2 separate regions of the Homo sapiens genome follow, and region 1 is linked to region 2. Evidence: chromatin loops called from intact Hi-C (ENCODE). Cell type or tissue: PC-9. All regions are shown on one strand. Each heading gives the region's core, and the rest is flanking DNA. Links, peaks and the distances in the headings are about the cores only.

Region 1 (8,000 bases), core at 1-8,000, 160 kb before region 2:
CTACAATCTTAAAAATAATCGAGAACCCCAAAGAACTTTTACTTATATAGGTGATGTCTGTCAATATTTACCTATTAGAAATTAAAACTGAGAAATTAAAAAAATATGTATCTGTCAATTTATTTTAAAATAATAAATCTGCTACATGTTAACAGAAATGGCATATTTGTTTTTATTTTATTTTTTGAGATGGAGTGCACTTATTTTTTGAGATGAGTGCAGTGGCCCGATCTCAGCTCACTGCAACTTCCGCCTCCTGGGTTCCAGTGATTCTCCTGCCTCAGACTCCTGAGTAGCTGGCATTACAGGCTCCTGCTACCACACCTGGCTAATTTTTTTGTATTTTTAGTGGACATGGGGTTTCGCCATGTTGGGCAGGCTGATCTTGAACTCCTGACCTCAGGTGATCCACCTGCCTCGGCCTCCCAAAGTGCTGGTATTACAGGCGTGAGCCACCGCATCCGGCCCAGAAATGACATATTTTAATGAAAAAAAAAGTATATTTTGTAACACTGAAAAGATTAGTGTGAAAATGTCATTTTTTTACATTTTGAAAATCTCATAAATGTCTAGCTTAACGGAAAACAATTAGGTTCTTGTAACTTTTGCATTCGATCTCTTCCAAAATGTTATTTTGCTTTAAATAAATATATAAAAATTCAATCTCACACAAATATATAATTGGAAAAGGGTAGAATATTTTAATAGCTGGTTCAGATAATTGTGGCTATTCTTCTTTGATGTTACACCAAAACTCAACAAGTAGTAGTTTCTTAAAGATTAGTTGCTATGTGGACTCTGGGCCCATGTCAATGAACTTTTCATACTGTTATATTAAAACCCACTGAACTGTCTTACACTTTGCTTAGAATTTTTACCCAGGCATGATTTTTCTAACATTATGTTTTAGTCATTTGGAAAATACTGATTCACTAAGTTCTACAGAACTTTCCAATGTTGATATATTTCAGCATCAAAATCACATTCATTAATATCATCACCGATCTCATCAGAAATCTTTAAGCATTTGGAGGTTGTCAAACTCACAGTGGTGGATACAAGTTGTCCGAAATTTGAACTTTAAGTGTGACTATTGCAAATGAGGAGCTATTTTATTTTTTGAGATGGAGTCTTGCTCTTGTCGTTCAGACTGGAGTGCAATGGTGCTATCTCAGCTCACTGCAACCTCTGCCTCCCAGGTTCAAGCAATACTCCCACCTCAGTCTCCTGAGTAGCTGGGATTATAGGTGCCCACCACCATGCCCAGCTAGTTTTTGTGTTTTTATTAGTAGAGTCAGGTTTCACCATGTTGACCAGGCTGGTCTTGAACTCCCGGCCTCAGGTGATCTGCCCGCCTTCACCTTCCAAAGTGCTAGGATTACAGGTGTGAGCCACTGCACCTGGCCTAAATTTTTAATATATTTTCATTTTAATTAATTTTAATTTAAATAGTCGTTGGAGCTAGTGCATACCATATTGGATAGCAGAGGTCTACAATATTCTGACCAACTAGGGGGGTAGATCATCATGTGCCAGTATCCACCCAATTAAAACAACATTCAGTCTAAATGCAATAGTTTGCTAGCTTGTTAATTAACAGGATAAATCAAAGTAAATACAGAGTCTAGTTTTAAATATGTATAGATAAAACTTGTTTTGTACATAAACATAATTTTCTGAATTCACATAGTATATACTATGTTAGAAGATTTAAATCACTATTGATAAATTTTATTCTATATGTCCCCAGTGATGTCCTTCTTCTTTTTTAAAATTTTGAGACAGGGTCTCACTCTGTCACCCAGGCTGGAGCGCAATGGTGTAATCACGGTTCACAGCAGCCTCGACCTCTCTGGGCTCAGATGATCCTCCTACCTTGGCCTCCTGAGTAGTTGGAACTACAGGGGCGCACCACCATGCCCAGCTATTTTTTTGTAGAGATGGGGTCTTGCCATGTTGCCTAGGCTGGTCTCAAACTCCTGGGCTTAAGCAATCTGCCTGCCTCGGCCCCCCACAGAACTGGGATTACAGGCATGAACCATTGTGCCCGGCCCCATATTCTTCTTAAAATTTATTCCCAGTACTTCTATTTGACTAGCATTCCAGCTTTTCCCTCTTTTCATTGCCAGCAGCTCTCCTCTTTCTTCAATTTTCTCTGGCACCTGTGTGGTCAGAGTTCATTTTAGCCTTATAGTCTATACTATTATCTCTATAATGTTTCCTTAGTAATTCTTTCTTTCCTCAGAGCCCTTACACACAATTCAGGTATTTTTATATTTTTCATACAGTTTGAATGTTTGATTAACCAGATATGTTTTCAAAACCATGGAAAATTATTTGATTAAATAAACACCAAGAAGCACTCACAAATTTTATAAAAACATGAACCACCTGTGACGTGTCAGTATATATATATATACACACACACACACATACATATACGTATATATATATATATATATATATATATATATATATTTTTTTTTTTTTTTTTTTTTTTTTTTTTTGAGAGGGAGTCTCCTCGCTCTGTCGCCCAGGCTTGAGTGCAGTGGTGCCATCTTGGCTCACTGCAACCTCTGCCTCCCAGGTTCAAGCAATTCTCTTGCCTTAGCCTCCCAAGTAGCTGGGATTACAAACACACACACACCACCACGCCCGGCTAGTTTTTTGTATTTAAAGTAGAGATGGGGTTTCACCATGTTGACCAGGCTGGTCTTGAACTCCTGATTTCAGGCGATCCACCCACCTCAGCCTTCCAAAGTGCTGAGATTACAGGTGTGAGCCACTGTGCCCACCCGACATGTCAGTGTTAGTATTTGTAAAGTGACAGGCACAGTTATTACATGCTTCCTGGATGTGGCTGGTAAAACCTGTTCAATGACTGGTAAAACCTATACTAGGCTGACCCTCTGGAAACATTCCTAAGCATTGATTAATGTTATACAATAACATTTAGCACTGTGCTTCATAAATAGCTAGGCATTGTACTAAACATGTTATATAAATGAACTTACTAATTCTCACAAAACACTCGAAGAGGTAAATGCTGTCAGTATCTCCATTTTACAGATAAGAGAAAAAAAAGTGCTAGGTCGGGTATCTTGTCCAACTCATTCAGGAGCAGGTAAATAGCAGCACTGGAATTCAGCCCAGTCTGAGGCTGATTCCAAAGCCATCTAATAGGTAGATAGATAGGTGGATGGGTAGATAAACAGACAGAGGGATTGATTGATGGATAGAAGGACACAGATAGAAACAGTGAATACTCTTTGCCTACCACTGCCACCACACAGAGGTCCAGCATGCTGTGCTTTAAGCCAGGCAGGTGAGCAGATGGACACTCAGTGGGATACAGATTCAAAAACCAGAGCAGGAGCCACAGAACACACAGTTCTGGGGTTTCTGCACAACCTCTACAAGCAGGTAGCCGCTAAATATATTCTCCAATCTCTTTTACTGAGCACAATGTGGGTAAAACTGCTCTCTATAGTAGCAGAATTTTGTTTTTCCCCTTTCCTAGTTACTGATGAAGAGACAGCTTCAGATGCTCTGGAGAGAAACTCTCTATCCTCTCAAGACCCACAGCAGCCCACCAGTACTGGTAAGTGTCAAAATCATTCAAACTTGTTTTTAAAAAATCACGTTTCCTTGGGAAGGTTATTTTTCTCATTCTAAGTTTTAAGAATATTTTTTGTTTTAATTTTTACTAAGACCATACAGGCCCCTCCAACTGGCTCCAGCTTTGTACCATCCTAGAGAAGAACCACATCAGGCATCGGAATACTTAGTGGGATGGGCTTCAGGCTGACATAAAGCTTTGCAAGTTCAGTTCTAGTTTGCCTGAGATAGAGATGTACACATGTACACACACACATTCACGACTGTGACATTTGAATTTCCTCTGCAGTAAAGGACAAAGTTGAATTCATTTATAGAGAGACTCGTTTCTTTGTTTTCCCATCTGAAGCACACCAAACACAAAACACAGACTTGGTATCAACAAAGAGAAAAGAAGCAGAAGCTGGAGATTTGGTGTTGTCATTGAATAACAAAATCACCTCTGAAGGCACATCAATTACTTGATTGTCAATAACTCAGGTCATTTTTGATGATGGGATTGAACTACAAATACAGAATAATTTAGAAAGCCTGGATTATAATTCCAATTTTTTAGACAGTGAACTCACTAGAGGTTAACTCAGAGCAATGATTGTATATCTAATTTAACTTTGTATTTTACCTAGCATAGTATCCAGCAATAGCAGCTTCTCAGAAAATGAATTACGAAAGAAAGAAAGAAAGAAAGAGAGAAAGAAAAGAAAGAAAGAAAAAGAAAGAAAGAAAAAGAAAGAAAGAGAGAAAGAAAAGAAAGAAAGAAAAAGAAAGAAAGAAAGAAAGAAAGAAAGAAAAAGAAAGAAAGAAAGAAAAAGAAAGAAAGAAAGAATTGGTTATGGTGCTTTGAGCAAGACTATTAGCCTCATCCAGAAAGGCATAAATTCCTACATATTCTCTTTCCATTTCATGTAATGTGTCAATAATAATTTCATTTGTTGGAATAAGGGCTTTCAGAGCATTATCATGTTCATAGTTCTGAGTATCAGATCATATTTTTAAAAATTTGTATCCTAAATAATATTTAAAAGTAAATGTTTGGGATTTCTAAACACTGATAAATACAACATGTACCATACAATTTTTTGAAGGACAATGGAAATTGAAAATATTATGAAGTGGAACAGCCACATCACTTGCTTTAATAATCCAATATTTGTAAACGTGTTTAGAATCTAGTAATCTTTAACGGCTTGCTACTGAGCAACTCAATTTTCTGCTCTGCTTTTTCATATATAAGACTTTTAAAATAGGGTTTCTAAAATTCCTTTCAGCTTTCCATTTCTACGATTTTATTACATTTAATACCCATTTTCAATAGAATGGGAGGCTTCATTCCCCTCGGGGTCCACATAGTGGCGCTGTGCAATGGACTAAAAAGCAAGAAACTGCAGAGAGAAAAAAGGAAATTGGAAACATCAGCAGTAAAATCTGGAAAAAAAAACCACACAGTTTCTGATTTTTTATAATTTATCTTATCTAGAAAAAACATCATAGTACATCCCACTTCTAATGGGGAGGCAAGCAGAGGTTTGAATAACTGAAGCTATATTTCAACATAAATTTCAGGCTGTAGGTTTTCTATAATTAAAGCTTGGAATGCCGTTCCTCGGTGTTCAGTTGTTATCTTGAAGCATCCTAAAGACCTTCTCCCTAATAGGCCTGATTCAGGATGGAAATATGAAATAATGGTTTAAATGCTGGGCTCTAGAGTTAGGTAAAACAGAGTTTATGTATTGGCTTTGCCACTTATTTGCTACAGGACTTTAGGTACTTTACATAACTGCTCTAAACCTCCGTTTTCTCAGAGCTGTGGTGAGAAATAATATATACCAAGTGCTCAGTTCAAGGCCAGGCACAGAGTAAATGCCCAAAACATTTACCTTAAAAAAATAAGGCAAAGTGAGCCTAGCCATTTGCAATTATGTTTGCAAGAAATCCATAGTTCACAAATGATCTCAGTACTGTTTTTAAATTTGGCTTCCCAAGCTGCTCTGGGAAGACTTACGTAACTACAGTTGTATGTAGTCACATGTATATAATGCATGCATAGCTCATGTTTTATCTTCTTTCACTTTAGTCTCAGTAACGGAAGATTCTAGTACATCGGAGATTGACAAGGAAGAGAAAGAACAAACCACTCAAGATCCTGACTTGACCACCGGTAAGTGTCACCCACTGCATTTAGAATAAACACTCGACATTTTAACCTCTTAATCGATAAATTCAATGGCCTTTGTCAGTCCTCCCTTTTCTTGACCTTTCTGCCCTTTAGGACATGATTGGTTAATCACTCCCTTGTCCCTCCTTGATTTAGTTACCTCTCGGCTTCTTGACATACTTTTCCTGGTTCTGTTATTTGTTGCTAACCACTGCTTCTCTGTATCCATTAATTAACTTATCTTCCTCTTCTGACTTCTTAAATGTGTATGTACTTCTGATTTTACTTCTCCATCTTTTGTTCTTCCCTTTTTTTTATATATATATATTTTTTTTGTGAGACAGAGTTTCTTTCTTGTTGCCCAGGCTGGAGTGCAGTGGTGCAATCCCAGCTCACTATAACCTCCACCTCCCGGGTTCAAGTGATTCTCCTGCCTTAGCCTCCCGAGTAGCTGGGATTACAGGCACACGCCACCACCCCAGCTAATTTTGTATTTTTAGTAGAGATGGGGTTTATCCATGTTGGTCAGTCTGGTCTTGAACTCCCGACCTCCGGTGATCTGCCTGCCTCGGCCTCCCAAAGTGCTGGGATTACAGGCGTGAGCCACCGCGCCCGGCTGTTCTTCCCTTATTTTTTAAAGAGTTTACTCATTCCCAAGATGGTTCCTGTTGCCACTAGGCAAAAGATTTCTCTCTTTTTTTTTTCTGGTTTTGTTTTGTTTTTAGAGACAGGGTCTCTCTCTGTCTCCCAGGCCAGGGTGCAGGGGCACGATCATGTTCACCGCAGCCTTGAACTCCAGGGCTCAAGAGATCTCCTACCTCCACCTCCCAAATAGCTGGGATTACAGGTGTGAGCCACTGTGCCCAGTAAGCAAAAGATTTCTATACCTATATTTCCAGAACATCCTCCTCAGCATTGCTCCCAATTTCTTTCCATTTTCTATGTATCTGTAGCTGAATTTTCTGTGATTTCCCCAAACTCAACATTGCTAAATACCAAACAGCACCTTCTCCCACAAAATCAGCTTGTCCAAAGCATCACACAGGCCCCAAAGCAACACACGGGTCCCAAACCTTGGTGTTATCTATCACTCCTATGTATGTGTACAAATATATCTATGTGTATATGTATATGCATATGCACACACGTATATAAAATCAGTCAATTTCCAAGAACTTTTGAGTCTTGTCTTTCAGGTATTTTGTCCATTGTCACTGTTAACGTCCCAATCCAGGCTCTCATCATCTCCTGCATGGAGTATTATAACTTCAGTTTCTCCTCCTCTGGTTCACTTTTAGCACCCTACCATCAAAATATCTCTTTATCTGCATACCTGTGTTCTAAAACCCTTTATAGCTTCCTGAAGTCTACAACACAGAGCATGAGTCCCAAACACCTCATTAGGTGCCATCTATTACCTACTTCTGCAGTCTCATATCTACAAAGTCCTTATGAGATACATATTTTTCTCTGAAAACATCAACCCTTTTCAATCGCCCTGCCCTTGTTTATCCTCACTGCCCCTGGTGGAAGAGGAGACCTCCTCTCACCTCTCCTTACTCCCTCTTCAAGGCCAATATCTTCACTGAAAACTTTTTTGACCAACTCAACCCTCAGAGACCATTCTTGCCTCTGAACCCCTGAACACACTATGATATAAATACATATGGATCCAGAATTTGACATATCTTACTTTTGTTTGTTTTTATTAATTTGTTTATATATAGAGACAGCTAATCCCCAAAGCATGTGAACTGTGCCTTCTGTAGGTCCAAGCACAATGTTCTACACATAGCTGGCACTCCTTAATTATTCATTGGTTAAGATGAGGTGACTAGGACATTTAGCAAGACTACAGCCCATAGAATCAGAATTCTAGGTTTAGAAAGCCTTTTTTTTTTTTTTTAAGAGACAGGTCTCATCTGTCTCCCAGGTTGGAGTGCAGTTTCACAGTCATAGCTCACTGTAACCTTAAACTCCTGGACTCAAGTGATCCTCTGCCTCAGTCTCCCAAGTAGCTAGGACTACAGGTGTGCACCACTGCTCCTGGCTAATTTTTTATTATTATTATTTTTGTAGAGACAAAGTGTCACTATGTTGCCCAGGCTGGTCTCAAACTCCTGGCCTCAAGCAACCCTCCCATCCCAGCCTCCCAAAGTGCTGGGATTACAGGCATGAGCCACTGCACCTGGCTAGAAATATTTTCACAAGCTCATCTGATTTAGCC
Region 2 (16,536 bases), core at 4,661-12,660:
TTTGGGAGGCCGAGGCGGGCAGATCACCTGAGGTCAGGAGTTTGAGACCAGCCTGACCAACATGGTGAAACCCCTTCTCTACTAAAAATACAAAAATTAGCCAGGAGTGGTGGCGTGCACCTGTAATCCCAGCTACTTGGGAGGCTGAGGCAGGAGAATCGCTTGAACCCAGGAGGCAGAGGTTGCAGTGAGCCGAGATCTCACCACTGCACTCCAGCCTGGGAGACAGAGCGAGACTCTGTCACGCACACACAAAAAAGGCTCCAAAACCCAAATGTCATTCACCACCTGGTGGCTGGTGCCTAAAGTCTACACAGTTAGAGTGTAGGTTTTGGTTCAAGTCCTGCTCCCCTACTCACTAGCAGTGCAGTTTGAGGTAAGTCTCTTAACTTGAGATTCTATTTCCCATCTTTAAAATGGAGATGGTGGAGATAACATACTCCTCTTAAGGACATTGAGAGGAACAAATATGAGAATACATATAAACTGCTTAGGATAGTGCCTGCTACACAGTAAATGTCAATAAATATTAGAATTAATGGTATGGCCACCACAGCTTCATCTCATTGCCAAAGGTTTTGTCCATTTGTTCACACCAAGGGAAAGATAACCTAGTGGTTATAGTCTGCCATTTACCCCACAGTGAGAATGACTCTTTGATTCCACCCTATCAGAGGCAGGAACCTGAAAGCAGAAATGACTAAGACATGATTCCTGTCTTCCAAGAACATTCGATCTGGTCCAGTGAATCCAGTCCCTAATGGCTAATAACAGTGCAAGGATTTCCCATTTACAAAGCACTTTCTCATATACCATTCTGTGCGTCTTCACAGCTCCGTAAGAGAGAGATGTTACCAGCCCACTTTGGAATTGATGAAACAGGTTTATTTAGGGTATGTGCCTCACAAAGGTCACAGAGCTAGTGAGTAGCTAGGTCAGGATCAGAATGTGTGTCCTGTTCACAAGGCCATTCCTGTGGGACCTGAGAGAATGGATTTTGATAGGTGGAAGGGGACCAAGGACCTGGGATTCCTGAGGAAGCTCAGAGAGTAGATGAAGGAGTAAGCTGGATGCAAGTAACAACTTCCTCCTCCTCTGTCCCACCAGCAGTGGAAGGCAAGTGACAGTTATGAGAGAAATGGTGGGGTGGCGGGGAGAGCTCCCTGGGGAGAGGTCTTGTCTGCAGGAGTCTCCTTTGATTACTGGCCCCTCCCCACCCCTCCCACTGTTTTCTCACTGCCCCAGTTTTATCAAAGGGCAATTAAGCCTCTTTTTCTCAACTGTCTAAGGGGGCTACATGTGTCACTCAGGTCTTTTCTTTTCAGTTCTGCTGCCTTCTCCTTTTTTTTCCAACTAATGTGTCCTCTTATAATTAGAGTTTTACAGTCACTTGTAATTAGGCCCATTTAGTGCTTCAGAGTAGGAGACTTTTAACCTATTTCACCTTGTAATTAGGGACCTCCACCCAGGTATACACACCCAGGAAGCAGATACGGATAAAGGGAGAGGGTAGGGGCTGGGTCAAAGGCACACATGGATATATGTACACACAAGCACACACATACACACAAGACTGCATGCTCGTTGGGTCTGTGCGGGGGATGTCTGTGAGTGCAGCAGATGCACCGTTGCCTTTGTACAAATGCTGCAGCCATGTGGTTGTAAGGAGAGCGTTTGGTTGTAGGTTCCAGTATACTCGGGAACAGAAGGCGAGTACGGAGCGAGTTCTAGCTGCATGTGAATGTGTTAAGGGAGGGAGCAGGCGAGCTGAAAATCGGTCAGCTCCTATCATCTCCATCCAAGGAAGGAATTTTTATTTTTAACAGATAATACATGGCACGTGGTTCCCAATTCAAAAGGTACAAAAAGCTATACAGTAAAAAGAGCTCTCCCTCCTCCCCATCCCCAACCATCCAATTCTCTTCTCAAAAGGCAATTTTGGGTCAGGCGCCGTGGTTCACGCCTGTAACCCCAGCACTGTGGGAGGCCGAGGCAGATGGATCACTTGAGTCAGGAGTTCGAGACCAGCCTGGCCAACATGGCAAAAGCCCGTCTCTACTAAAAATACAAAAATTAGTCAGGTGAGGTGGCTCGCACCTGTGGTTCCAGCTACCCGGGAGGCTGAGGCAAGAGGATCACTTGAACCCAAGAGGCAGAGGTTGCAGTGAGCCAAGATCTCACCACTGCACTCCAGCCTGGGCGACAGAGCAAGACTCCATCTCAAAAAAAAAAAAAAAAATGGGTTGATGGTGCGCGGGGCTGGCGGGCAGTTGGCATGAGCGGGACCGAAGCTGAGGCAGGAAGAGCCGGCACCATGGTGGAGAAGGAGGAGGCTGGAGGTGGCATCAGCCAGGAGGAGGCAGGCGCAGTATGACCAGCAGATCTGCCTTTGGGGACTGGAGGCCCCGAAATGGCTGCGGGCCTCCCAGGTGCTTCTTGCAGGCATGAAAGGACTCGGGGCTGAAATTGCCAAGAATCTCATCCTGGCAGGAGTGAAAGGACTGACCATGCTGGATCACAAACAGATATCTCCAGAAGAACCCGGAGCTCAGTTCTTGATTCGTATTGGGTCTGTTGGCCGAAATAGGGCTGAAGCCTCTTTGGAGCGAGCTCAGAATCTTAACCCCATGGTGGATGTGAAGTTGGACACTGAGGATATAGAGAAGAAACCAGAGTCATTTTTCACTCAATTTGATGCTGTGTGTTGACTTGCTGCTCCAGGGCTGTCATAGTTAAGGTTGACCAGATCTGTCACAAAAATAGCATCAAGTTCTTTGCAGGAGATGTTTTTAGCTACCATGGATACACATTTGCCAATCTAGGAGAACATGAGTTTGTAGAGGAGAAAACTAAAGTTGCTAAAGTTAGCCAAGGAGTAGAAGATGGGCCTGATACCAAGAGAGTAAAACTTGATTCTTCTGAGACAACGATGGTCAAGAAGAAGGTGGTCTTCTGCCCCGTTAAAGAAGCGCTGGAGGTGGACTGGAGCAGTAAGAAAGCAAAGGCTGCTCTGAAGCGCACGACCTCCGACCACTTTCTCCTTCAAGTGCTCCTAAAGTTCCGCACAGATAAAGGAAGAGATCCCAGTTCTGATACACACGGGGAAGATTCCGAGTTGTTGCTCCAGATACGAAACGATGTGCTTGACTCACTGGGTATTATTCCTGACCCGCGCTTTATCACGTACTTCTTCTCTGAGATGGCCCCAGTGTGTGCGGTGGTTGGAGGGATTTTGGCACAGGAAATTGTGAAGGCCCTGTCTCAGCAGGACCCTCCTCACAACTTCTTCTTCAATGGCATGAAGGGGAATGGGATTCTGGAGTGGCTTGGCCCCAAGTGAACCCAAGACTTGGCAGCCCTGGAGATGCCAATTGCAACATGCCTGCCTGTATTCCCTGTCCCCCTCCTTCGTGAAGGCATCTCCAGGCAAGGAAAACTGAAGTCATCGGCCCAGTACAAAACATTTCCTGCGACGAAGGAGGTGGTGCCGTCATGCTGCTTCCCATCACCCGCAGCTGCTTGACAAGGGGTGCAGGGCAGCTGTCTTTGTTCCAGCACTGTTCAGACTGCCTGCTGTCCCAGGCCTGCCAGCTCCCCTGAGTGATAAGCACTTCCAAGCACCCCTCTGCCCCTTCTCTGTCCTTATGCTGTCACGGCCTCGCCAGCCCTCTAGGGTATTATGGGAGATGCCTGCCAGGAACGAGCATGCTCTGTTGCTTAGGAGCCTCTTGCCACCTTCTTGGACTTAACTCCCCACCTGATGTCTTACAGAGAGGAGCGTGACTTCAGGTGGAGAGTAGGCCCAGGCCCCATGAGGCACCAGTGGAAGCACAGCTCCAAGTTCAGACAGGTGCCCTTAGAGAGGAAACCCATGACAGGCAAATGCATTTCCTCTGGAGTTTGAGACCCTGACGAACAACAGGTGGCATCTGGTGTGCCGTTCTTGAGTTTTCGTTTAGGATTCGTTGAGTTCCAGCTGGGTTTTGGGAGAAAGGAGATGCTACCAAGTCTTGGATGTTAGGGCGAGACCCTGCAAGTTGAGTATTAGTGGGAGAGCTTGTCTTTCAAGGCAGGTTCCTGGGGCTTCAGGGCTAGGAGGCAGGAGCTTGCCCTTTTAACACAACCCCAGTCACCCATGCGGCCCAGGCCACTCAGAGGCTGTTGCATTTCAGGGCTGTGTTGGTCCTCTGTTTACCTCCTAAACCACAGCTGTTTGTGTTTCACATATGTTCTGAATTTTCCTTGGTTCTTTTTAAAGGAATGATAATAAAGTTACTTGCTTTAGGAAAAAAAGAAAGTCAATCTTAGGTAACAAGACAAAGGCAATCTTTATTACCAGAGATATTCTAAATATAGTTTTCCTAACAGAGATATTCTAAACATAGTTTTCCTAACAGTTTGAAACCTTTTGCTTTTTTCATTTAAAAATATATCTGTTGTCTGTTATTGATAACAGTCTTGGTCAGTGTTCCACATCTGTCTATAGAGAGCTTTTCTCTATCTTTTTAATGCCTGTATCGTGTTTTGTGTTCATACCACTATTGCTTAATTTACAACACTCTTGTGAAGTAAAAATGTTTTTTCTCATTTTAAGAAAAAAATTTTTATCTCTTTTTCTTTTCTTTTCTTTCTTTCTTTTTTTTTTTTTTTCTTTTTGAGATGGAGTCTTGCTCTGTTGCCCAGGCTGGAGTGCAGTGGTGTGATTTCGGCTCATTGAAACCTCTGCCTCCCGGGTTCAATTGATTCTCCTGCCTCAGCCTCTGGAGTAGCTGGGACTACAGGCGTGTGCCACCACACCTGGCTATTTTTTTTTTTTTTTAGCAGAGATGAGGTTTCACCATGTTGGGCCAGGCTGGTCTTAAACTCCTGACCTCAGGTGATCCACCCACTTCACCCTCCCAAAGTGTTGGATTTACAAGCATGAGCCACTGCACCCGCCTTCTCTCATTTTTATGCTAAGGAAACTGAAGCATGTTCAGAGCAACTCAGGCAAGTCTAGACCCTGAGAAGCTCAGGCAGGAATTCCAGCAAGGACTTAGGGCAGGAGGGAAAGGTAGTTAGGTAAAGGATCTGCCTTAGTGAGGACAGGGCTGCAGGTGTGGTTGGAATTCTGAGACGCCAGACATCAGAGGTGCCTGAAATTTCCCTGCTTGGCTATAATGCCCTAGGGTGCCCAATCAGTCTGTAAACACTTACTGAGCGCTTATTAGTGATCTATTGCTTCATAACAATTTACTCTAAAACTTAGTGGCTCACAACAATGATAATCAATTTTTATCTCTAATGATGTATGTGAGTCAGGAATTCCAAAGCAGCTTGGTTGGGTGTTTCTGGCTCAGACCTTCTCATGAAGTGGTGGTCAACATGTCAGCAGGGCTGCAGTCATGTGAAGGCTTGACTGGGGACAGAGATCCATGTTTTCAAGGTGGCTCACTCACATAGCCAGCAAGTTGGTGCTGGCTTTCAGCGGGAGCCTCAGTTCCTCTCCCTGTGCATCCCTCCACAGAGCTGCTTGAGTGTCTGTATTTGTTTTGAAATTGTTGCATAGAAAATTACCACAAACTTAGTAGGTTAAAACAGTACCCATTTATTATCTCACAGTTCTGTAGGTCAAAAGTCCAGGCAGGCTCAACTGGTCTCTCTGCTTCCAAGGCCAAAATCAAGGTGTCAGCTGGTCTTGGTTCTCACTGGGAGGCTCTAGGGAACATTCTGCTTCCAAACCCATTGAGGTTGTTGCCAGAATTGTTCCTTGCAGTTATATAGGATTGAGGTCTCCATTTTCTGGCAGGCTGTTAGCTGAGGGCTGCTCTTAGCTTCCAGAGGCCACACTCAGGCCCAGGGGCTCCCTCTATTGTTAAATCAGCAGCAATGCATCAGGTCCTTCTTGAGCTTTGAATCTCTCTGACTTCCTCTTCTGCCCCCAGCTGAAGAAAACTCTCAGCTTTTAAACGGCTCATAGGATTAGATTGGGCCCGCTCAATCTTCCCATTGTAACATCAACTGATTAGTAAACTTAATTACATCTGCAAAATCCCTCTTGCCATGCAACATAAGATAGTGATGGGAGGCCGGGCATGGTGGCTCACACCTGTAATCCCAGCACTTTGGGAGGCCGAGGTGGGCAGATCACTTGACGTCAGGAGTTCAAGACGAGCCTGGCCAATATGGCAAAACCCCATCTCCACTAAAAATTAAAAAAAAAAAAAATAGCTGGGCATGGTGGGATACACCTGTAGTCCCAGCTATTTGGGAGGCGGAGGCAGGAGAATCAATTGAACCTGGGAGGCTGAGGTTGCAGTGAGCCGAGATTGTGCCACAGCACTCCAGCCTGGGTGACAGAGAGAGAATCTGTCTGCAAAAAAAAAAAAAAAAAAAAAAGTGAAAAAGTGATTGGAACACACTGGAGTGCAAAGATTATAGGGGCCAGCAGAGTATAAGATTTCCAATTCTTCCACATGTTCACTAACATTTGGTAGTATCTTCTTTTCTCATTTTTGCTATCCTGGCTGGCCATTTAATACCATTAATTCAGCAAACACTTATTAAGTCTCCACAATTTTGTGCTGAGTGCCTAAAATCACGTAAACATGAATCAACTAGGTACTCAATAAATATTTGTTGGCTGATTTTCCAGATGTTGGAGACATAAAATTAATTAGACATGGACTCTGCTCTCAAGGATCTTAAAAGTAAATATGTAGTGAAAGACTGATGACCAGCACATAAATAATACAGTTAAAAAAGCAATAAGGGCCAAAAGGAGGGGAATTCAGAAGAAAGAAAAAAATCTTTTAATTTAGAAAGACTCAAATCAAGGGAAACATCCTTGAGTAAGTGGCATTTGAGTGGGTTTTGTAAGAAAAAAATTAGGATTTAGTTATGCAGAGGTGATGGAGAACAGGGGTAGTGGCTAATATTTCAAACAGATAGAAGAGCATGAGTGAGGCTGTGCACGGTGGCTCACAACTGTAATCCTAGCACTTTGGGAGGCTGAGGCGTATGGATTGCTTGAGCTCAGGAGTTTGAGACCAGCCTGGACAACACTGTGAAAATCCAACACAACAACAACAAAAAAAAACAAACACAAAAATTAGCCAGGCATGGTGGCTCGTGCCTGTAGTTCCAGCTACTTGGTAGACTGAGGCAGGAGGAGCCCTTGAGCCTGGAAGATCAAGGCTGCAATGAGCCAAGATTGCACCACTGCACTCCAGCCTGGGTGCAGAGTGAGACAGAAGGAAGAAGAAAGAAAAGAAAAGAAACCTCAGTGATAAAGATTCTCCAGTCTACAAACTGCACACTAGGAGCTTTCTGAACACTTTCAATGCCCAGAGGTATTTTGTTTGGTCTTTTCAATCTTTTTTTAAAAATTTAAATTTGAATGCATTTCATAGAGCATGCATTTTGTAATTCTAGTTTAGTCGATACAAGATCCTGTTGTCCTAAACCCCTCTTCAGCCTCTTCATAGATTTATGGTATCCACCTGGCATCTGAGGGATTTGTGTTTGAGAGCATGGAGTTCAATCCGTTTGTTTTACACATAAGAAAACTGAAGCTCCAAAAAAGCTAAATGACTCAAGGAAGTACTGAGAGTCAGTGGTGGAGTTTCTACCTGGATTCCAGCCTCTTGATGTCCTGTCTGAGCTTCTTTTGCAGAGGCTGATAGACCAAGGAGCTCAGTCACTCTTAGATAAACCCGCTTTGGCTATCAACAAATATGTATGTTTGTTTTTCCTTGAGAGAAGTTTTATAAAGGAAGATGGAAGGAGTTCAAGATTCCTAGGCAAAGAAGAGGACAGAGGCTGAAATGTGCTTCCTTTTTTTCATTTTGCTTGGACCTAAATGGCAGGAAATTTCTTAACTAAAATTAAAAAGCAACTAGAATATCTCTTCCCATCTCATGAATACGTTGCTTTCTAAAGTCAACCGAATCCAAGCAGCTGACTTTCAAAATGGGGCCGAAGGAGACTCTAAAGTGCCACCTGGTGGCCATCTTCAGCACAAGCGAAAAGGAAAAGGGATTGCAGTGAGATCTTTGATCCAGGTAGGGCTGATAGCGTAGAAAACTCCCCAGCGACAAAAGTGGTATTAAAAGTAACAAAAAAGGCCGGGCGCGGTGGCTCACGCCTGTAATCCTAACACTTTGGGAGGCCGAGGTGGGCGGATTGCCTGAGCTCAGGAGTTCGGGAACAGCCTGGACAACACGGTGAAACCCCGTCTCTAACAAAATACAAAAAATTAGCTGGGCGTGGCGGCGTGCGCCTGTAGTCCCAGCTACTCGGGAGGCTGAGGCAGGAGAATTGCTTGAACCTGGGAGGCGGAGGTTGCAGTGAGCCGAGATCGCGCCACTGCCCTCCAGCCTGGGCGACAGAGCGAGACACCGTCTCAAAAAAAAAGGAACAAAAAGGCTTTATTTGACCTGCGGCCAAACCAATGGAAACTTCAGTGGAGGTGGGTTAGAGTGAAGTTCAGGACTTTTAAAGCACTTGTGAGAATGTCTTCCCACAGGACTAAGGAAACAGGTGATACAGAAACAGATAAGGACATCCGGTGAAAGGAGTAAGGTAGGAAGAGATGAGGGTTCTAACCCTCCTACAGGCTTGGGAGTACTTAGCCTGGAGATATTTCTCCAAGCCTTCAAGTTGTCTGCAAGACAGTTCCATATATATGGTGTTTTTCAATATATTTTTACAAATACTATTTATGTTTTAAAATATTCATTGAACATGGAGAAACACCATCTCTACTGAAAATACAAAATTAGCTAGGCGTGGTGGTACATGCTTGTAATCCCAGCTACTCGGGAGGCTGAGGCAGGAGAATCGCTTGAACCCATGAGGCGGAGGTTGCGGTGAGCCGAAATCGCGCCATTGCACTCCAGCCTGGGCAACAAGAGCGAAACTCCGTCTCAAAAGAAAAAAAAATGCATTCAATTTATTACAGGTTTATAACATAACCACAATAAAAGAGGTGAGAAAAAAGAATTAAGTAACTTTGGACTGTTATTTAACTATGTACTCTAAACGCAAAGAGCACACAAATTTTACTGTATTTAATAAATTTGTTTTTCACAAGGCTGTAGGTTGGAAATTCTAAAACTGTTTTATGTGTAATCTAGTGTTGAACAAATAAGTAAATACATTGTGAATAATAACCACCGAATTTTTTACTGTCAGAGAAAGGAATTAAAAACAAGAAAGGGAAATAATAGAATGAACCCTGAGAGCTGGAATGGAACTGGAGGTATCAATATAAAATAATAGGTTTTTTTTGTTTTTTGTTTTTTGTTTTTTCTTTTTTCAGACAGAGTCTCTCTTTTGCCCAGGCTAGAGTGTAGTGGTGAGATCTCAGCTCACCACAACCTCCATCTCCCGAGTTCAAGCAATTCTCCTGCCTCAGCCTCCCAAGTAGCTGGGACTACAGGAGTGCGCCAACACGCCCGGCTAATTTTTGTATTTTTAGTAGAGACAGGGTTTCACTATGCTGGCCAGGCTGATCTCAAACTGCTGTCATCGTGATCCGCCCACCGCGGACTCCCAAAGTGCTGGGATTAAAGGCGTGAGCCACTGCACCCGGCAAAGTCATAGTTTTTAATAGAGAGACAGGGAAATAAGTAAAGACATGTTTAAGTGTACACATACGTATATTTCCTAGCCCTGATCACTGAGGGAGGAAACAATGACACCCCAGTAGCAGTAAGCATCTAGTGCCCAGATCTTTTTTTTTTTTTTTTTTTTGAGCCTGAGTCTTGCTCTGTCGCCCAGGCTGGAGTGCAGTGGCGTGATCTCGGCTCACTGCAAGCTCCGCCTCCCGGGTTCACGACATTCTCCTGCCTCAGCCTCTCCAGTAGCTGGGACTACAGGCACCCACCACCACGCCCGGCTAATGTGTGTGTGTGTGTGTGTGTGTGTGTGTGTGTGTGTGTGTGTGTGTGTTTAGTAGAGACGGGATTTCACTGCAGATCTTTCTTTCTAAATATTATTCTCCAGTAAAAAGGAACCCGGTCTACTTAAACAGATAGCTGATTATACGGCTGGGGCAGGGAAGAACAGAATGAACTTAGGACATCTTGTGGAGCTAGTAACTAAGGAAGTGCTCAAAAAATGATGGACACATGTTGAAATGACACAAGCCAACTTGGTAAGACTCCTAGATCTGGGACAATCTGAACAACAAAAATGTTTAAAAGATAATAATGTTCACTCACAGATTAAAAGCAATATTCATGAGCCCATACTTATTTAAATAAAAAATTGAATAAACAAATAAATGAGGAAGAAAGGAAAGTTCTTTCTTACTGTAATACTCCAATTAATAAATGCAGAAGGAGTGATGCAAATAGCAAGTCACCAATGGCAAAGATCACAGTAAAAATTGTTTTTCAAGAACGTATCAGTGGATGCTAAAATTCATGGATGAAATTATTACCAGAAACATGATATTTATTTAGTCTCTAAGTATTTTTCCATGAGATGCCTATTAATTACAGTGAGAAATGTCATAACTTCACAATGTAGAAATGTGGCATATATAGCCTTAACCAAGATTAAAGCTTATTGTGTGCTTCCTGATATGATGCACTGAGAAGGACATGGCATCCCTTATGTGGTATCCTTACCAAAAATGCATAACCTGAATTTAATGTCTGCAAGGAATGCAGACATACCCAAATGGAGGGATGTTCCACAAAATAACTGACAGCTGCTCTTCAAAGGTGTCAAGGTTGGAAAAGATAAAGAAAAACTGAGACATCGTCCCAGCTTAAAACAGGCTAATAAATAAAGGCAATGTGTAATCCTGGTTTGGATCATGGATCATAAAAAGGACAGTATTGAGTCCAGATGCAGTGGCTCACGCCTGTAATCCCAGCACTTTGGGAGGCCGAGGTGGGCGGATCACAAGATTCAGCAGTTCAAGACCAGTGTGGCAACACGGTGAAACCCCATCTCTACTAAAAATACAAAAATTAGCCAGGCATGGTGGCGGGCCCCTGTAATTCCAGCTACTCCGGAGGCTGAGGCAGGAGAATTGCTTGAACCCAGGAGGCGGAGGTTGCAGTGAGCCGAGACCGTGCCATTGCACTCCAGCCTGGGCGACAGAGCAAGACTCTGTCTCAAAAAACAAAAGGACAGTATTGAAACAGATAATGAGAATTAAATGAGATAGCAATGAATTAAGTAGTAATGTTAACTTCCCAATTTTATCTTTGTACTGTTATTATATCATATGTTAACATTTGGAGAAGTTAGGTAAAGAGGATATAGAAATTCTTTGTACTATTTTTGTAAATCTTACATAATTTACAATAAAAAGTTGTAAAAAACTAAGCAAGAATTATGAACCATCCACTGTGTATAAGGCACTTTAACCAGAATATAATTTCTCAAGAAATATGTATCCTGTACGTTAGAGAACTTTTAACATAATATCAATTAATCAGAACATTGTCCTTCTATGAGCTAGAAATCCAATAACTTTCTTCTTGTACATCTCACATATCTCTATCTTAATTAATTAATTAGTTTGTTCATTCTTCTTTTTAATTAAAAAACTATGGGCTAGGCCTCATGCTGGGAACACAATAATGAAAAAGCCAGACATAATTCCTACCTCCCATAAACTAAAAGTCACATGGAGATATAATTAAAGAGTCAATTACAGTGTATAATAAGTGCCAAGATGTGTTAAGCAATTTCAGGCCACAGAACATGGCAGTTAGCACAAATTCTAGAGCCATATTGTCTGGGTTCAAATCCGTGCTCCATCACCAGCTGTGTGACTTTGGGAAAGTTACTTAACCTCTCTATGCCTCAATTTTCTCATCTGTACAATAAGAATAATAATAGTATCTACATCATATGGTTGTTGTGAAAATTAAAGGAGTTAATTTTATAACGTTGCACTTAGAATGGTGCCTGGTGAATCGCTTGAGCTCAGGAGTTTGAGACCAGCGTGGACAACATGGTAAAACCATGTCTCTACAGTAAAATAAAAAAAAAAAAATTAGCTGAGCATGGTGGCATGCACTATAGTCCCAGCTACCTGGGAGGCTAAGGCTGGGGGACCAATTGAGCCTGAGAAGTCAAGGCTGCAGTGAGCCACGATAACATCACTGCACTCCAGCCTGGGTGGCAGAGCGAGACCCTGTCTCAAACAAAAAAAGGTGCCTGGCACGCAGTAAGTCTAGGAAATGAATGGGCACACACCTGTTGCGGGGGCAGGGCTCTACTGTGTGAAGACGGGGAGTATTTAAGAAAAAAGCTTCCAGAACAAGTGGCATGTGAGCTGAGACCCAAAAGGCAGAACAATCAGGCTTTGCAAAAGCCTGGAATTGAGACAGGGCAAAGAGATTTGCAAAACTGAAAGAGTTCGTGGCCCAAGTGATGAGTGGTGAGAAATGAAGTCAGAGATTAGTAGGGACCAGATCATACAGGGCCTTTTCAGTGGAGTGAAAGAGCCTGGACTTCACCTTTAAGGCTGTGGAAGCCGTGGTGAGATGGAGGCAGGAGGAGCATCTCAATGGCCCTTCAGAAAGATTTCTAAGGCAGCAAAGTGGAGATTTATAGAGGAGATTCACAGCAGGCCACACTGGAGCCAGAAGAGGCGGGAGGCTTTTGTGGTGATCCAAAGAGGAGATGGTAACGTGCTGGACAAAGAGAAGTGGACAGATTGGAAAGATCCTTAGAAGGTTGAATCCTTTTGCTTTCCACTAAGATATGAGCACTATGAGAAGAGAATTTTTCAACAGCTTTATTGAGATGTTAGGCACGTACCATACAATTCACCCCTTTAAAATGTACAGTTGAATAGCGTTTAGTATATCCACAGCTGAGCATCCATTGCCAAAATAGATTTTAGAACATTTCTGTCAACCAGGCAAAATCCCATATCCATTAGTAGTCACTCCATATTTCTCCCCAAACTCCCTCCCCCAAGCCCTAGGCAACCACCTGTCTGCTTTCTATTTCTATAGATTTGCCTATAGACATTTCATAGAAATAGAATCATACAATATGGTCTTTTGTGACTGGCTTCTTTCACTTGGCATAATGTTTTCAAGGTTCTTCTATGTTGCAACATGTATCAGTACTTCATTACTTTATGGCTGACTAATATACCGTTATATGGATATGCCACATTTTATTTATCCATTCAATAGTTGGACATTTGGAGCGTTGATACTTTTTGGCTATTATGAAGAACACTGCTATGAACATTCATGTATGCATTTTTGTGTGGATGTGTGTTTTCATTTCTCTTGGTACATACCTGGGAGTGGAATTTCTAGGTCATATGGTAACGCTATGTTTAACTTTTTGAGGAATCGCAAAGCGACTGCACTATTTTACATTCCTACCAACAGTGTATGAGGAGTTCAAATGTTTAATATCTTTGCTAACACTTATTATTAGTAGTCTTTTTTACTGTAGCCATCTTGATTGGTGTGTAATGGTACTTCATTGTTGTTTTGGGTTGCAATTCCCTTATGGCCAATGATATTAAACATCTTTTCATATGCTTGTTTTGAAGCCTGCCACCTGGGTTCAAGCGATTCCCCTGCCTCAGCCTCCTGAGTAGCTGGGACTACAGGCACCCACCACCACACCTGGCTTATTTTTGTATTTTTAGTAGAGACGGGGGTTTCACCATGTTGGCCAGGCTGGTCTCAAACTCCTGACCTCAGGTGATCCACCCGCCTCAGCCTCCCAAAGTGCTGGGATTACAGGTGTGAGCCACCACGCCCATCCTCTGATGACTATTATGAATGCCTGAAGGAGAGCAACTGGTAATTACTGTGCCTCTGCTGTGTGTCAAGAGCTTTCATAAATGACCTATCATTTATTCTCTTCAATCACCTTGTTTCTACAGCACGTCCCTGATGAGCCAGTTTGATCACAGACAAAATGGAAATTATACTTCATGCTAAATGAATGACAAACCTCTTTCAAAGACTTACAAAACATTGTTTTTGTAATGTATTCTGGAGTTTTGCCATGATCAATTTCAAGAATACTGGTCTATACTTTCTAGAATTTACTTCTTCCCTCCCATGTGTACTTGTCTTTTGTTTTCTGGCACTAATTTTTTTTTTTTTTTTTGAGACGGAGTCTCCCTCTGTTGCCCGGGCTGGAGTGCAATGGCGAGATCTCAGCTCACTGCAACTTCCACCTCCCAGGTTCAAGTGATTCTCCTGCCTCAGCCTCTCAAGTAGCTGGAATTACAAGCACCTGCCATCATGCCCAGCTAATTTTCATATTTTTAGTAGAGATAGGGTTTTGCCATGTTGGCCAGGCTGGTCTTGAACTCCTGACCTCAGGTTATCCACCTGCCTCAGCCTCCCAAAGTGCTGGGATTACCGGCGTGAGCCACCACACCCAGCCATCTGGCACTAATTTTGCCCACAATTTTTTTAGCTAGAACTAACGCCATTTCCATAATCAAGTGAATTTGAGTTTACAGTTTCAGAAATACACACGACCTAGAATAAATGTCTCTGTGTCTTTCTTTCTGTGTTTCCACCTGCCTGTTACTTCCTGTAATATCAGCTGAAAGGACACAAATGTCACTTCATAGACAACTCTTACAGAGGCTCCTCAACTTCTTCCTAACATTAAGCACAGCTCGACACAAAACCAAGGGAAACTGGGCAAATTTTATTACTGGACAAATTTTATTCACTGCCCATTTTTCCATTTCCTGAGGCCCACTGGTATTTAAATGGGGTCAACTCTGATTACCTTTAGGCATATGGATGCAGGGCTAATTTTCTGAACTTATTTTCAGCATAATAGGGCATTCTCATTTCAAACAAAAAAACCCCATCATGCTTTCTTCACCTGCTCAAAGATGCAGCCCCACCATCCCCATCTCCCTAAAAGCTTTCTGCAGCCCACTAAAAATATCCAATGTTGACAGATGTAAGCTATCAATACAGAGACTCAAGATCCCAGGGTGAGAAGTGGCCAGAGGCGAAGTCTTGATAAACAGCTCAAATTGGCTCTTACTCCACAGGTGACGCCTAGTTTATCTGGGTAATTGTAAAAGGCATTTTTACAGCAAATCAATTAAATGAAAATCTTTTAAACCCTTTTTAAATGGGGGGAGGAAGGGGAGGGTGAAGAGGGCCAACCTTTGTAAGCTAACAGGTGATTTTAATTGGAACCAGCAGCGTTATACCATGTTTTTGACCCATTCGGTAAAGGCAGAAAAAGAAATCAATAAATTTCCATCAGCATTTGCCCTCCTGGAGTCGTATAAGTAGAATGGAGACACGAACCCCAGTTAATGGCTTCATCAAGCACCTCACTGATTCTCTAACAGAATTAAATAGGTTGCAGGTCTCTCCCCATTGTCCTCTGCATTGAGATTCAAAAATGCCCTAGTCTGCTGGGTGCTCCTAGGTGACACATGAGTTACCATCCGCCTCATTACAAGTACAGCTAACCACCCTCAGGCCCAATCATGACAGACCTCCTGAAGCAGTCCTGTCTCAGAGATGGGAATCCACACACTGACCCTTTATTAAAAGCAAAACACAGGAGCTCCAAGTTTTACTCCTGGAAATAGATCTATGGAGAATCCACAGGGCCTAACAGTTGGGCAGCTTGACTTCAGTCACATATTAGTTGTGTAACCTTGGGTAAATTGCTTAAACTTTCTAATCTGCCATTCCCTCATCTTTATACAGGGGAATAATGATGCTAACCCTCATTGGCTAGTTTTGAGATTAAATGTTGTGTGTCAATATACTTAAAGGTACATCCAAAGATTTGAATAGGCAGTTTACAGCAGAAAAAAATTAAAATGGCATCCAACACATGAGAAGATATACTGTTTCACTCATAATAAGAGCAATGCAAAATAAAACCATACTGAGATGCTACTTTTCATCTGTCACTGGCAAAAATCCCATGATTTGAGAGTATATTCTATTGATGAAGTGACGGGGAAACGGGCACTCATTCATTGTTGAAGACTCAAAACAGGATCACCTTATTAGAGTGGAATTTGTAAATATCTGAAAAAATTATATATGCATTTACCCATTGAGCCAGAAATCTAGGAATCTATCCCAAGATACAGGAGCAAAAATTCAAAATGACTTATACGCTCGGTAAATCTCTGTGCCATTATTTATAATTGCAAATGTATGGAAATAATTCAAATGTCTATCAACAACTAGTTGAATAAAATATGGTTACATGGATGCAATGGAATACTCTGAAGCTGTAAAAGGTAATGAGATAGAGCTGTGTATGCTGATGGAGAGTGGTATCTGGGATATATTAAGTGAAAAAAAGATGTGGAATATATATAGAGAGAGACAGAATCATACCTTTTGTGTAAAAAAGAGAAAACAAGTGTAAATATACATATGTGTTTGCTTATATTTGCAAAAAGAAACGTTGGAAAAATTTTTAAAAACTAATAAAAGTTGAGGAGGATCAGCAGGAACATAAAAGCAAGATTTCTTTTTTTTTTTTTTTTTTGAGACAGAGTCTCACTCTGTCACCCAGGCTGGAGTACCACGCAATCTT

Evidence for each region. A loop is a pair of places that touch in the nucleus more often than their neighbours do. Peaks named below come from ENCODE experiments on the same cell type or tissue, not always from the same donor. Only the 100,000 strongest peaks of a DNase experiment are listed, where the experiment ranks them.
Region 1: it touches region 2 in a loop (16-fold over the local background); 98 of 110 quality-filtered maps call a loop at or near these places.

The regions. Positions count from the first base shown.
Region 1 is chr11:122,858,944-122,866,943 of GRCh38, forward strand. CRTAM (cytotoxic and regulatory T cell molecule) reads left to right here. Exons shown (of 10, transcript NM_019604.4): 6 at 3,521-3,601; 7 at 5,693-5,776. Among named protein-coding and RNA genes, the nearest start is that of JHY, 20 kb to the right of the region's middle. In PC-9, for the core only: CTCF peaks have their summits at 4,953 and 5,159; DNase peaks (open chromatin) are centred at 2,898 and 7,603; H3K27ac peaks cover 3,212 bases.
Region 2 is chr11:123,015,325-123,031,860 of GRCh38, forward strand. It overlaps the pseudogene SAE1P1. Among named protein-coding and RNA genes, the nearest start is that of SNORD14E, 35 kb to the right of the region's middle. In PC-9, for the core only: CTCF peaks have their summits at 5,858, 6,057, 7,988 (motif pointing left) and 8,192; a DNase peak (open chromatin) is centred at 7,997.